3 separate regions of the Homo sapiens genome follow, and all the other regions are linked to region 2. A link is a contact called in ENCODE Hi-C or POLR2A ChIA-PET data. All regions are on one chromosome and are shown on one strand. The core of a region is the stretch at or near the end of the contact, and the rest is flanking DNA. Distances in the headings are between cores, read along the strand shown. Region 1 has its middle 54 kb from the start of CEP85L. Region 2 holds the start of FAM184A (family with sequence similarity 184 member A). Region 3 holds the start of CEP85L (centrosomal protein 85L).

Region 1 (3,822 bases), core at 623-3,122, 370 kb after region 2:
AGTGAGCTTGAGTATCTTTATATATGTTCATTGGTTCAGATTTGCTGTTCCGTGAATTAAGGTTTTACGTATTTTGCCTATTTTAATACATAAAAGTTTGCACATGTTTAAATATATTTACAAGCAAAAAGTATAAAACTCCTATACCTAAAAATTTCAAGCCACTTTACCTAAAAATTTCTATGTATCCTACAGAAATACTTAGATATATAAACAAAAATAAATGCATAAGCATCTCATTAGCACATTCTTTGTAATAACAGAAAATGAAGTTTAATAAAAAGGAAGTAGTTTAGTAAGTGTTGGTGCTTCCTCACTGTAGAATTGAATGAGGAGCTAAAAAGAATGAGGTAAGGCCAGGTGCAGTGGCTCATGGCTATAATCCCAGCACTTTGGGAGGCCGAGGCGGGAGGATTGCTTGAGCCCAGGAGTTTCATTCCATCCTGGGCAACATGGCAAAATTTTATCTCTACAAAAAATACAAAAATTAGCTGGGCATGGTGGCACACACCTGTAGTCCCAGCTACTGGGGAGGCTGAGGTGGTGAGAGGATCATCTGAGCCTGGGAAGTTGAGGCTGCAATGAGCTGAGGCTCCAATGAGCTCAGTCTGGGTGACAGAGTAAGAGCCTGTCTCAAAAAAGAAAAAAAAAAAAAAAGCAGATGAGGAGGAATATGAGAAGGAAACCCAGGAGGACTGCTGGGACCAGCCTGGAGGGACCAGTACTTGGGGTCACAGAGTTGGAATGGCATCCATGGCAGAGTTGTGATCTCTCTCCAGGAGAGATAGCCTGGGCTCAGACAGGGAGATATGAAGATGAACTCATTGAAGTTTGGGGATTTGCCAGGCCAATGAGGGGCAAGGGAACTGAGATACTGAAGAGAATGGTTAAAGGGATGGCTCATGAGAGCTCCATGGGGTAGGGAAGCAGTGAAGTGAAGAGGACACTAATAGGGAAAGAATTCCAGGACTGGAATCACAAAGCGAGAGTCTTTTTGGGGTGTGGGAAGAGTAGCTAAGCGAGAAGTGGAAGAGGAGGGGATTGTGATTGGAGAGAAAAGTTCCCTATAAGACTAGACCACATTGATGAGGAGGACGGAAAGGAAAAAAGGAATTAGATGTTCAAAAATGTAAGAAAAGAAAATATGACATGGTGGCGTTTCCTGATATCTCAAGTTGAGAAAAGAAAGTTAAAAGAGAAGTGAATACTGGAAGACAGTGAAGGTTTTGTATAATTTAAAGTAAGTGGCACATAAAATAAAAATTCCAGGAGGTTCAAATGTATGTTTCATCAGTTGAGGTTACCCTAAGATAAAAGTTGAAATTATGTTAAAACTTTCTGAAACTCTCAGAAGACCTAACATCTCAAAGGGGCTAGATTCTAGAAAGAAAAAGCTTGCCAATTCCAGTTCTGGCTAGGCATTCTTAGAATACCTTAGAGTAGGTTTTAGTCTTACAGGGTTTCTGCTTTCAGAATATCAACAGGTCTTGACAAATAAAGCTTTTGAAATTTCCCTCTACTGAAATGCTCCATCTGCATTTCAGGATAGTGATGGAAATGCATCAGCTTCATTTCTGGCACTTTGATTGATGAACTTAGACTTCAATATGAAGAAAACCACTGTTCTTCTATCTAGAAAATGAAACTAAAAATAATCCCCTTGTCAGAGTGTCTGTGTTCTGTGGTTAAATTTAAGGCAACTTATTGAGTATTCATTACATGCTGGATACGAGCCCTTCCCTGACAGAGAGCACAGAGCACTACCAGAGGAGCTGGGACACACACCTACATAGACGGCCGTGATACTTCTTAAGAAGCAGCTCCCAAATCTACCCAATTAGCACAGTGCTCACTGTGGGCAAAAAGCTGAGAGCAACAATGTGGGGGCGGGCTTAGCAGGAAAGGCCTCCCAGGCATTGCATAAATGCAAGAGGTCAGAGAAAGAATTCACACCAGGCAAGGAAATTATTTATGGTATTGCAAGGGTGAAAAGATTTTTTTTCAAATCTCCTGGTATCTCTGTTACTCTGCCCTAGTGTTTGGACATATGGAGTTACCATTCCCATTAAATTATTAAAATGTGCCAGAAGACTTGGAATCCCTCAAGAGCATATTGTGAGAAGGGCTCACACACCTCCAATTATGCCTTTGGCACAAGTGCCATGTCAGATTGATGTCTGGAAAAGGATTGAGATTTGGAAAACCACATAATGATTTCTTGTATTGTTTTATCCTTCATTTTGTGCAAATCACACTTACCATGCCATTAGTAGCTTCCTCACAACTCAACAATGTTAAGAGGGACTTGCTAGCTAACTTGATCCCTAATGGAAACCTTTTACTAGGGAGGGCTGGATTTGGTTCCGGGGTCAAGGCAAACACCCTTCAATGAGCCCATGCCATGCCTTGTAACTATATTTTAAACATTTTCATTGTTCCTTCTGCAGAAATTATATCTCTTCCTCCCTTCTGCAAATTGTCCAAGCCCAAAAAGATATTTTGTGCTTATTTAGTGTTATCTCACAGTCTGGGGCAAATTATCAATAAAACAAGAAGCCAAAATCTAATAAGAAAAGGCAGGATATGAGAGGGTATGCATCTCTGCTGCATGAAGAGAAGACAGCAGCACCTCTCGTTTTCTTTTAGAGACTGTTCGGCCCCATGAGTTTATTAAAACAGAAGAAATAAGTTGAAAATGGAAAAGGGTGTGTGTGGGTGATGTGGTTACTTAGCAACAGGGAAGCTTCCGGCTGATGTTCTGAATTGAACAAAGAAAAACAGGACAGCAGGGAATAAAGGAATGGGGAAAAAATGAAAGGGAGTAAAACAGATGTGGTTGGGAGAGAGGGCTAAGAAGGGGTGAAAAATAAAAGTCAGGGAAAAAGCATGAACAGAAATGTGGTAAATACTTAGAAACAGGAAGCCTGTGAATTTTTAAAAATGGAAAAAAAAGCCACTGAAAGAAAGGTGAAAATAGCCAGAAGGGTAAGAAAACATCTGCAGTGGAAGCTGCTAGGCAAATGGAGGAATAAAATGCCCCAGCGCCATGAACTCTTAGCTTAAAACTAGGCTCTTTTGGCCAGGCGTGGTGGCTCAAGCCTGTAATCCCAGCACTGTGGGAGGCCGAGGCAGGAGGATCACTTGAAGTCAGGAGTTTGAGACCAGCCTGGCCAACGTGGTGAAACCCTGTCTCTACTAAAAATACAAAAATTAGCCGGGCATGGTGGCGGGTGCCTGCAATCCCAGCTACTCGGAAGGCTGAGGCAGGACAATCACTTGAAAACCCAGGAGGCGGAGGATGCAGTGAGCAGAGATCAAGCCACTGCACTCCAACCTGGGCGACAGTGCAAGACTTTGTCTCAAAACAAAAAAGCAAAACAAAACAGAACACTAGGCTGTTTTGTGGTGTGTGAGGTCACACCAGGGTGCACCTGAGGCAAGGGGCCCAGAACAAACCCCAGGCCACCAGTCTGTTGAGTCCACTCAGAAAATGAGCCAGTGGGCAGGGTAGCTCCAGGGATATTTTTATAACATTTTATTATAGGCATGAACCCTTAGAATGACCCTAAAATAACATGCCCCCAAAGGGAAATTCCAAAAGAATTGGATGTTAGTCAAGAAAACTTCTAATTTCATCTTTGATTCCTCCAAAGAGTTTGGTATAATGTCATAGCCCAGAGTAGGTCAATAATTACAGATAGGTATGCCTTTTCCCAGTGACTTTGTCATGCCAGTTACATGATATCTGGTAGGCATGTGTGTGCTTATTTATATTACATGGCAGGTATAGTTTGCTTCTATATTTGTCTCTTAAAAGGGCTA
Region 2 (3,830 bases), core at 360-2,859:
GAACAGGTTGGGTGACTCAACTAATGCTACACATTCATTTCCTTATTTCCAGTCTTATTCTCTTTCCACTTTATCATAGTGACAAAAACAAAAATATCTTTGTCCTAGCAAGACTTGGCTATACAAATTTAGTGAAACAGAGAGTCTTTTGAGCATACATTTCTGCTTAGAACGTAAAGAACATGAGTTCTAAAATGACTGTGAATCTTCCATGCCTAGAATTTGATGAAATAGCACTAGTTTCTAATTCTCTTTAATTTTATTTGATCATTAGTGCTTAAGGAGCAACATTTGTAGGATATTTGTTTCTGGCCATATGCTCCATTCAGAACCTCGGAACTAGACAACATTTTTCCTGGAAGGTCTATTTAAGGGGGACTGAGTACCTAGCATCTGGGAAAAGAGCCAATTTCAAGTTTCCTTTCAGGAATTCCAACAGATCTTAAAGTATTTCAGGGTCCGATTAAACCTTCACCTTGTTTAGATGTTGTCACATCCAGACAATCTTTGTTAAATTCGGCTCTCTAGTTTGTTAATATTCTCAGATTTATATTTTGGCTACTTGCATGCTAAAAAGAAATCACATGGAGTTGGGGAATTTGGTTCTGCAAAACTGCGTGGAGATACGATTTTTAAAAAAACAGGTACAATTCTACGTTTTTAAAGTATTATCCATGCCCTAAAATGACTCACATGCTTCAATGCAGGATACAAAAACTTTTTTAAAAAATCATTTGACTTGCAGGGGTAGAGATGTTAAGAGAAAATCAGTAGGGAATAACACATTTATGAAGGCGAAAATGCACAAGTTATGACACATTTTGGCCCAGCTCCAAATCCTTAAAGCACTGATGTCTTGTTCCATCTTCTGTTTTTTTTACCATTACTTTCACTCCGATCCTATTCTTACTTATTTCCAGCCAAGTAGTTTCATATCTATTTGTCTTGGGCTCCACCGCGGGAAAGTAGCTATGCGGTGCTCCACCAGCTGACTGAAAAGGAGCGTTCCCTCCACACATACACTCAGCACTGAACTGGGGGCAGTGGCCGGGCACTCGGGGTGGGAGGGGGCGGCTAAGACAGTGTCACGGTCACTTGTGTGCCATTGGAAGGAAGGTCAGGGCAGGGAATCCTCGCTACTTCACTACTCATGTCTCTGGATTGGGCTTGCCTCTCTTCTTGGGGAAGAGCCACTTCTTGGGGCCCTGCACACACGAGGACGCATGTGGAAAGGGTCTGTAAATCGACACCCGTTCTGCTAACCGAAGGTGATTACAGCACCGTCTTCTTGGGGATACTTTTTTTTTTTACGTCAGGCCTCACGCTCGCTGCACGGGGATCGCCGCCAGGGCTGGGCTGCTGGATCCCCGCCACACGGGGGAAGCACTGGCGGCACGATCCCGGATCGACCTCGCGAGGCGCCCGCACTGGCCGCGGGGCTGCGGGACTGGCGGCGGCGGCGGCGGCTGCGCGGGGCTGGGCGGGGCTTGGCTGCGGGGAAATGACGTCGCCGTCCCCGCGCGCGCCCTGGTAACGGCGGCTCCCGCGTCCTCCTCCATGTCCCCGCCTATCCCCGCCGCAGCCCGCCCCGTCTCCTCCTCCCTCCGCAGCCTCGCCGAGTCCTCGGTGCGGGCTGCGAGCGGGACCCGCGGAGCTGCGCTGTCCTCGACGCCTCCGCCAGGCGCGGGCCGAGGAGCCTCCAAGAGCTGGCCCGGCCCCCGGCCGCCGCCGCCCAACCCCGGGCATCTGCCCCGCGCCGTTGTCCCCGCGGCTTCGGGCCGGCGGGACCGCCCCGTCCCTTCCAGGGGTGACCCGGGGGTCGCGGGTGGGACGGCGCCTGCGGCCGAGTCTGGGGGGCGCCGGGTGTCGGGTCGGGAAGCGGCCGCCGCGACTCTTGCCTCCCGGGCGTCGTTGCTCCACGGGCCTGCCTCCACCCGCGGGGACAGGTGCCCCGGCTGGGGTCTGTTGGGAAGATGGCGACCCCGGGCATGAGCTGGCAGCAGCACTATTACGGCGGCTCGGCGGCCAAATTCGCGCCCTCGCCGGCCACCGCACAGCTGGCTGGGCACAGCATGGACTACAGCCAGGAGATGCACCTGAAAATGAGCAAGAAAATCGCCCAGCTCACCAAGGTAAGGGGGGCAGCGACGGGGCAGGTGGCGACCCCGTGCGGGCCGCGCCGGACTCACCTGTCTCCCCGGGAGGCAGTGCGCCCTGCGCCCGCAGCGAGGGGAACTCTACTCCTCCGCCGAAGCAACAGCCGGAGACACCTCCAAAACCCTGCAAACTTTGGTGGAACGCTGGCAACATGAATTTAAGCTAGACAGCACAGCGGCACGGTGCGCGTAAGGGACTTGCACCTCCTTGCCCTTTGGGGCTAAACCAGCACAGAACAAATTAGGATTTAGTTCCTTTATTTCACAATACTAAATCACTTTACTGTTGCTTCCATGCATCTGCCAGGGCTCCACGAGGCATCACACTACAGTACCATTTGAAGTACAGTACCGTATTTACCTAATATGACTCGGAATTAAACAGTATCTTACTGGTTACTCAGTTAAGGGAAGAATCAACTTTCAGAGGAATGTAGGAGGGTAAAACATACCTTGAGTGCCAATTTGGGGCATTTAATGAGTCATTCCTTATCCTGACAAAATGTCAAACAAGGCTTATTAGATGAATCTCACACTGTGCCTGCATCTAGTTCAATGTTTGTCTGTCGAAGGATAATTTTCAAAGAGCAGTTAGCTTTCACATTCGGCCACGTGTAGTTTAGGACTGTACCTAAATTAGTGAACTTTTTTTCTAATTTAATGTTGATAATGAGAAGGAATTGGTATCTGTGAAGCAAGAGCAATTCATATCTGTTATATTGCTCTGCTTAGAACTCACCAGCAATCTAGCAATACCTATCGGTAAGAAGTGATTTGTGGTGTCTGAAAGTTAAGAAAGATGATATACCTTAATGTGTTTAAGCTGTCTCCTAACAGCTTGTTAGGAGAGTTGGTATGCTGAAGAGAGATGGGCATCGTGGGGGTTACTGCTAGATAGCCTCTGAGTCTGACTCAACTGTAAAGTTCTCACATAATCCCATTGCTGGTTGGCACTTTTGAGAGAGTGAAGTAAGACATGAGATTCGGAAGAGAGGAAAGGAGGAAATAGGAGTGAAAAAAGGTTGAAAAGAGAATAAAAAGATTTTAGTGAAGAAATGTGATTGAGGATAGAAAAGATAACATAAAAGGACTACAAAATGAGAGCACAAATGGAAGAGCAAAAGAAAAGTTACAGGTACATAACAGTAAAACTCAACCAACGTCTTGTGAAGTTTTCTTTTTTGTCTTTTGTTTGATCTCAGCACTGTCTCAGAAATTGTTAGGTGTGCGGTGTTTTGTTTCCTTTTTTGTCAGAGTATTGCATTCAGAGAAAGGAAAATCTAAGAAGGAATGATAGTAGTGTATCATCAGAACATTTACACATTTGGAGTCTAAAAGCCAGGCTTCCTGCAGTAGTGTTTGATCTTCCGAATATTGATGTCCTGAATGAAGCACGTGAATATTTATTCTGATTTTCTCTTATGATGTGTCCATAACATCCACTGTTCTCATTTTAGATGTAACCCTCTAGAGCCCTACTGTAAGTAATAGGAAAACTCAGTAAACTGGTAGTGGGACTGTGTTCTGTTTAACAAATGCTGTTGCTCTTCAGTACATTTTTTTTCTTTCTACTTAACACTTTTTCAGTTTCCTGTTCTTTTATCAGAAAAAAATAAGTCAGCACCACTGGTAAACGTAGGTGTATTGATCGGAAGCTGGTGTTTTCTCCCATGA
Region 3 (4,185 bases), core at 1,242-3,741, 430 kb after region 2:
TCTGTAGATGATGTTTGCACAATCTGATAAATTTGAATCAGAAAAACACATGTAAGATAGCTCAACTTAATCAGTTCAAAGATTTATATACAAATTTAAGAATTATAAATGCAACACTTATTTTTCAGTTTTAAATAATGTCTTTTTTTGAAATGAGACATTTTAAACAAATAGTTTAATATAGTTTGGTATTAAATGTGGCATTTTTAGTACTATTTTCTTCTTTTGTGATCTAGTTTATATTCTTAAAAAGTCCCCTCCCAAAACATTAAATATCCTAATTTCATCTGAGCAATGATACTTATACACACACACACACACACACACACACATACACAGAGTCACTATTTTCATTACTTATATCTGCACAGAACAACTGCCAAGATTGAGGTTTATTGAGGTTCAACGATAACTGTCTTTGCTTTTAAAATTCTCCTTGTAGTCCTAACACACTGTCACAACAAAACAAAAATATGGCAGTTTACCACATGGGGTTTAGTAATGGTTAGATAGTCCTTAGGTTCTCCAACTTGTGTTATGATAAATTTTAATCATTCTGAAAACCATGGCTGTATCATACCATGTACATATCATCCATGTATCATGGATTTGGGGGGAAGCATTAGTTCAGTATATACTCAGAATTCATATGATTAAAAGAAATGGATACTTTAGCAACATAATATTCTCACTTAGTATTTCAATTAGTTCTAATTGCATTAGCCCTCTATCCTCCCAAGTTTAATTACTAGGGACACAAAAATTTCATATTTGGTGCCAAGTGCCAAAAGAGCAACATGTTTTTACTGTTTGCTTTTACTCTGTAATAGATATTGAAATATTTTAGATACTTTCACCTTCGCATGTACTTTTTTTGTGTGTAGTAGCATGCCCTTTATATTGATAAAAAGATGTAGAAAACCCGAGTAAACGATTTTCTTTAAACACTGTTTAGAATTAGGAAATTGGCAGTTTTGAAATAATAAGTGTATTTTAAACTCGCAAAGGCCAAGATATTTCTGTAATATTTTATACACTTCTTAGAACTGCATCACAAATGAATTTCAAAAATTCTGTTCCTGAGACTGTGGTAACTACAAAGCATGAAAAAAAAATCTATACATAGTGCTATAGCTTCTGCTAATTTTCTTTTTGGGACTTAAAAAAATCTATCCTCTTCAAGTGTTAGATAAAACGAGCTAGTGCACATTAAAATAATAAAAAGGAACCAATCACATTCGTCTTTCATGTTTCTGTATCTTTTTATCATCAGAAACAGCTGACCCTTGGCTAACATTACATGATTTGGAGAAATAATTGGAAGTCTACCACAGGGAGACTAAATGTAAAACTCCAATCAGATAAATTACAACACGGATGTGGTAAGTGATAGAACACACACCTAAATCTAATTTAACTTCCAAGAATTTTAAGTAGTATTTCCCAATTAAAATGTCTTTAAGGGAAAAATGCAAATATGAGGCCTTTGTTAGCAAGATTCCAGAACAGGAAAAGCGGAACTCAAAGCCTCTCTAGTTAAGCGACCTGCGTTCCGACTTACCTCTGAGTGATGGGCCTACTGCAGAGCCCGCCTCCCACCACAGTGCTGGCCCAGAATTTTTTATACGAACTAGTTCGTAACTAAACGTTGGAAGCATCACCATATTGCCAGTGAGAAGTAAGATTTAAAAATAAAACGATGCTGTCCCTTTTCGCCCTTCCTTAGGACGTCTCCTCCTGCACTAAGGGTTCAGGTGAAGGGTGGAAACTGGCCAAGAAGAGGAAGAACGTGAAGGAGTAGGGGGCAAGGAGGAAAGGGCTCCCTTTACAGACTTTGGTGCCATTTTTACTTTCTGCTTGCTAATCTGAAACGTTGTGCGATTACAATGACGGCCCCTCTCCCCCTCGGGTACTAATTACCCCCGGGCCTTTTCCGGTGCACATCCCGGTGCTATATTCTGGTGCCTGTGTTGCCCCCACGCCCCCATTAAATTAGTAAAGGAAAACCACCCCTTTTCTGCCCCTAAAGTAATCTATAAACGAAGGAATACAGATGAGGATTTAAATCCCAATCCTAATTCCAAGGGAGGCTGGAAGCCCCCTCAGCCGCGCCCTGGCTTGGCTTTTTCATCTCGAGCGGTTGTGACGCCAGGGGCAGGTCTTCCACGTGTCTTCACAGAGGTGCCCGGAGGGAGGGCGTGAGGGATTACCCAAGGGAGGGGCGAGTATCGCAAAATAGGCCAAGTCGCTGCCCTCTACTCAACTCGCAGGGCGGGAGGATGGAGACAGAGGGATGCGGCGGGAGGGCGGGACAGCCCAGTCGCCGCCAAGGAGGCGAAGCGGGGTCGGGGTAGCTCACCCGCCCCCCGCAGTCCCCGCCCCCCGCAGTCCCCGCCCCGCGCGGCGCCGCGCACGCCTGAAGTCATTGCCCGAGGCCCCGCCCCCTCGCGGCCCCAGCCCCGGCTCTGGCTCTGCCGGCGGAGGGGGCGGAGAGAACCCGCAGCTGCAACTTCGCCTGGAGCCTTTGAGCCTGGGCTCAGCCGGGGATCTAGCAGCCGTCACCGCCGAGTCGCCGCTTCCCCGGCGCGGGCCTCAGCCCAGCCGGCTTGGCCATGGCAGGCGCCGGCAGTGCGGCGAATCTGGCCCCTGCGCTCCCCGCCCGTAGCTGAGCAGCCGTTAACCAGCCATCCCGCCTTTCCTCCTGCCCGTGTCGCCGAGGCCCACGCTCCGCGCAAGTTTCCGCCGCCGAAGAAGCAGGAGGACGGACGTGAGGAGTCGGGCGTCCCTGGCCCACCCGGCCCTCTCGCCCGCGATGTGGGGGCGCTTCCTGGCTCCGGAGGCCAGCGGCCGGGATAGCCCCGGCGGAGCCCGCAGCTTCCCTGCCGGTAAGGAACGGGACAGCGCCCCGGCTGGGGTGGGGGTCACGGCCGACCGCGGCGCCTCGGGACCTCGCCGCCGCTCCCCTCCCGCCTCAGGCCTGTCTTACCCCGGCCGCCTCCCCGACGCCGCCGCGTGCCCAGTGTCCTCCCCGCTGTCAGCACCCGGGCTGACATATGGCTTGCCGCGTCCCAGGCGCATCAGCCCCGCATCCCGTCGTCCCCGCCGCTCCTCCTTGGGCTGCAGCCCCAGCGCCCCCAACTTCCAGCTCGCTTGGGCCCCCGCGGGTTGGGCTTTATTGTCTGCCCGGTTTTTTCCTTTTACTCGTGGGGTGTGTGACCTGCGTGATAACGGGGCTTGCCCGTTTGCTCGCGGGGACCCGGGCGGGAAGGTCGCTGCGACAGTGCTGCGGCGGCGGCCCGGGCGCGTCTCGGAGGGGCCGCAGTTCCGCGCCCTCCCGACTTCTGGTAGGCGCAGGCTGGGGTTGGCTGTGCCCACGCCCGCAGCCGCTACTTTTAGGGCGCGTTTTCGGGAGGGAGGATGCTGCCAGAGATGCGGCCGCTCTCAGCCACCCCCAAGGGAACTTCAGCCCCTCGGAGGAACCTGGTCGCCGCCCCGCAGCCCCTGCGGCGTAAGAGGAGGGCGCGTCCTGCAGTAGCCAATGGACCATTGAGCAACCGGGTTACGAATCCGTTTGGCTTTCCGTGGCCCCTTCAAGGAAAATTAGGGGTTTGCTGCATTCCGTATCTGAAGGGGTCTGTTTGTATCGGACAGCCATTTCATGCTTGCGTCGCTCAGAAGTTGTGTAGGAGCCACAAAATTAGGATAAATCCTCCCCTAACTTGGGATAAAAAATAAGTCTTGGGTTGCCTGTGATATGTTCTCTAAAGATGATGGTCTTTCCAGGCACTTTTAATCTTGAGTTTTGAGGCCTTTTGAGAAACTGAGTTATATGGACATTCTGCGCAGAAAAAACAATGCCATATATACATACGCAAAATTTTCCCTACAATTTTAGCTGTTTCTGGGACTCCTGTTAAGTAACCTTGCTCCACAAAGTGTTTGAGCTCGACTTGTGTAACTTAGAGATATTTTTGCATACATTTCCAAAGCTGTTATTTACAAAACAAAAAAGCAGAAGCAGCATTTGGAAAGGGGTCTTTTGATGGTAATATTTTCTGCTATTTAAAAAAAATCAGGCACTGACCGAGTCACTAGTATCAGGCTATTGAAATTTCGAATAATGCAATTCTTTGATAGTTTAGATATTTGTGATGTGTGGTTTTTAAAAAGACATATGTACATTTT

Evidence for each region. Hi-C counts contacts between places; a loop is a spot of excess contacts on that map. ChIA-PET counts read pairs that join two places held with the same protein, here RNA polymerase II (POLR2A). Pooled maps may share reads with other maps.
Region 1: a loop to region 2 is called in a pooled map, with 2.4 times the contacts of the local background. The contact joins the enhancer-like site here to the promoter of FAM184A in region 2. A Hi-C loop is called at or near these places in 3 of 168 maps with a recorded cell type or tissue (CD4-positive, alpha-beta memory T cell and naive thymus-derived CD4-positive, alpha-beta T cell) and 10 of 50 pooled maps. POLR2A ChIA-PET finds 5 or more read pairs at or near these places in 3 of 52 experiments (CD4-positive, alpha-beta T cell, CD4-positive, alpha-beta memory T cell and activated CD4-positive, alpha-beta memory T cell).
Region 3: a loop to region 2 is called in a map of B cell, with 6 times the contacts of the local background. The contact joins the promoter of CEP85L here to the promoter of FAM184A in region 2. A Hi-C loop is called at or near these places in 6 of 168 maps with a recorded cell type or tissue (B cell, CD4-positive, alpha-beta memory T cell, CD8-positive, alpha-beta T cell and 1 more), 1 of 37 single-sample maps with no recorded cell type and 13 of 50 pooled maps. POLR2A ChIA-PET finds 5 or more read pairs at or near these places in 2 of 52 experiments (CD8-positive, alpha-beta memory T cell and WTC11).

What each region holds. Positions count from the first base shown.
Region 1 is chr6:118,704,026-118,707,847 of GRCh38, reverse strand. It overlaps a transcript of CEP85L not described here. Among named protein-coding and RNA genes, the nearest start is that of CEP85L, 54 kb to the right of the region's middle. RefSeq lists a silencer at 1,668-1,962. Within about 2 kb of position 1,872, at least 9 of the 41 ENCODE cell types and tissues checked have a DNase peak (open chromatin) inside an H3K27ac peak, as active enhancers do.
Region 2 is chr6:119,076,443-119,080,272 of GRCh38, reverse strand. It overlaps FAM184A (family with sequence similarity 184 member A), which reads left to right and starts at 1,609. Exons shown (of 18, transcript NM_024581.6): 1 at 1,609-2,132. The coding sequence starts at 1,974. RefSeq lists a silencer at 1,416-1,735.
Region 3 is chr6:118,649,897-118,654,081 of GRCh38, reverse strand. It overlaps CEP85L (centrosomal protein 85L), which reads left to right and starts at 2,491. Exons shown (of 13, transcript NM_001042475.3): 1 at 2,491-2,885. The coding sequence starts at 2,813. RefSeq lists silencers at 2,138-2,597, 2,798-3,107.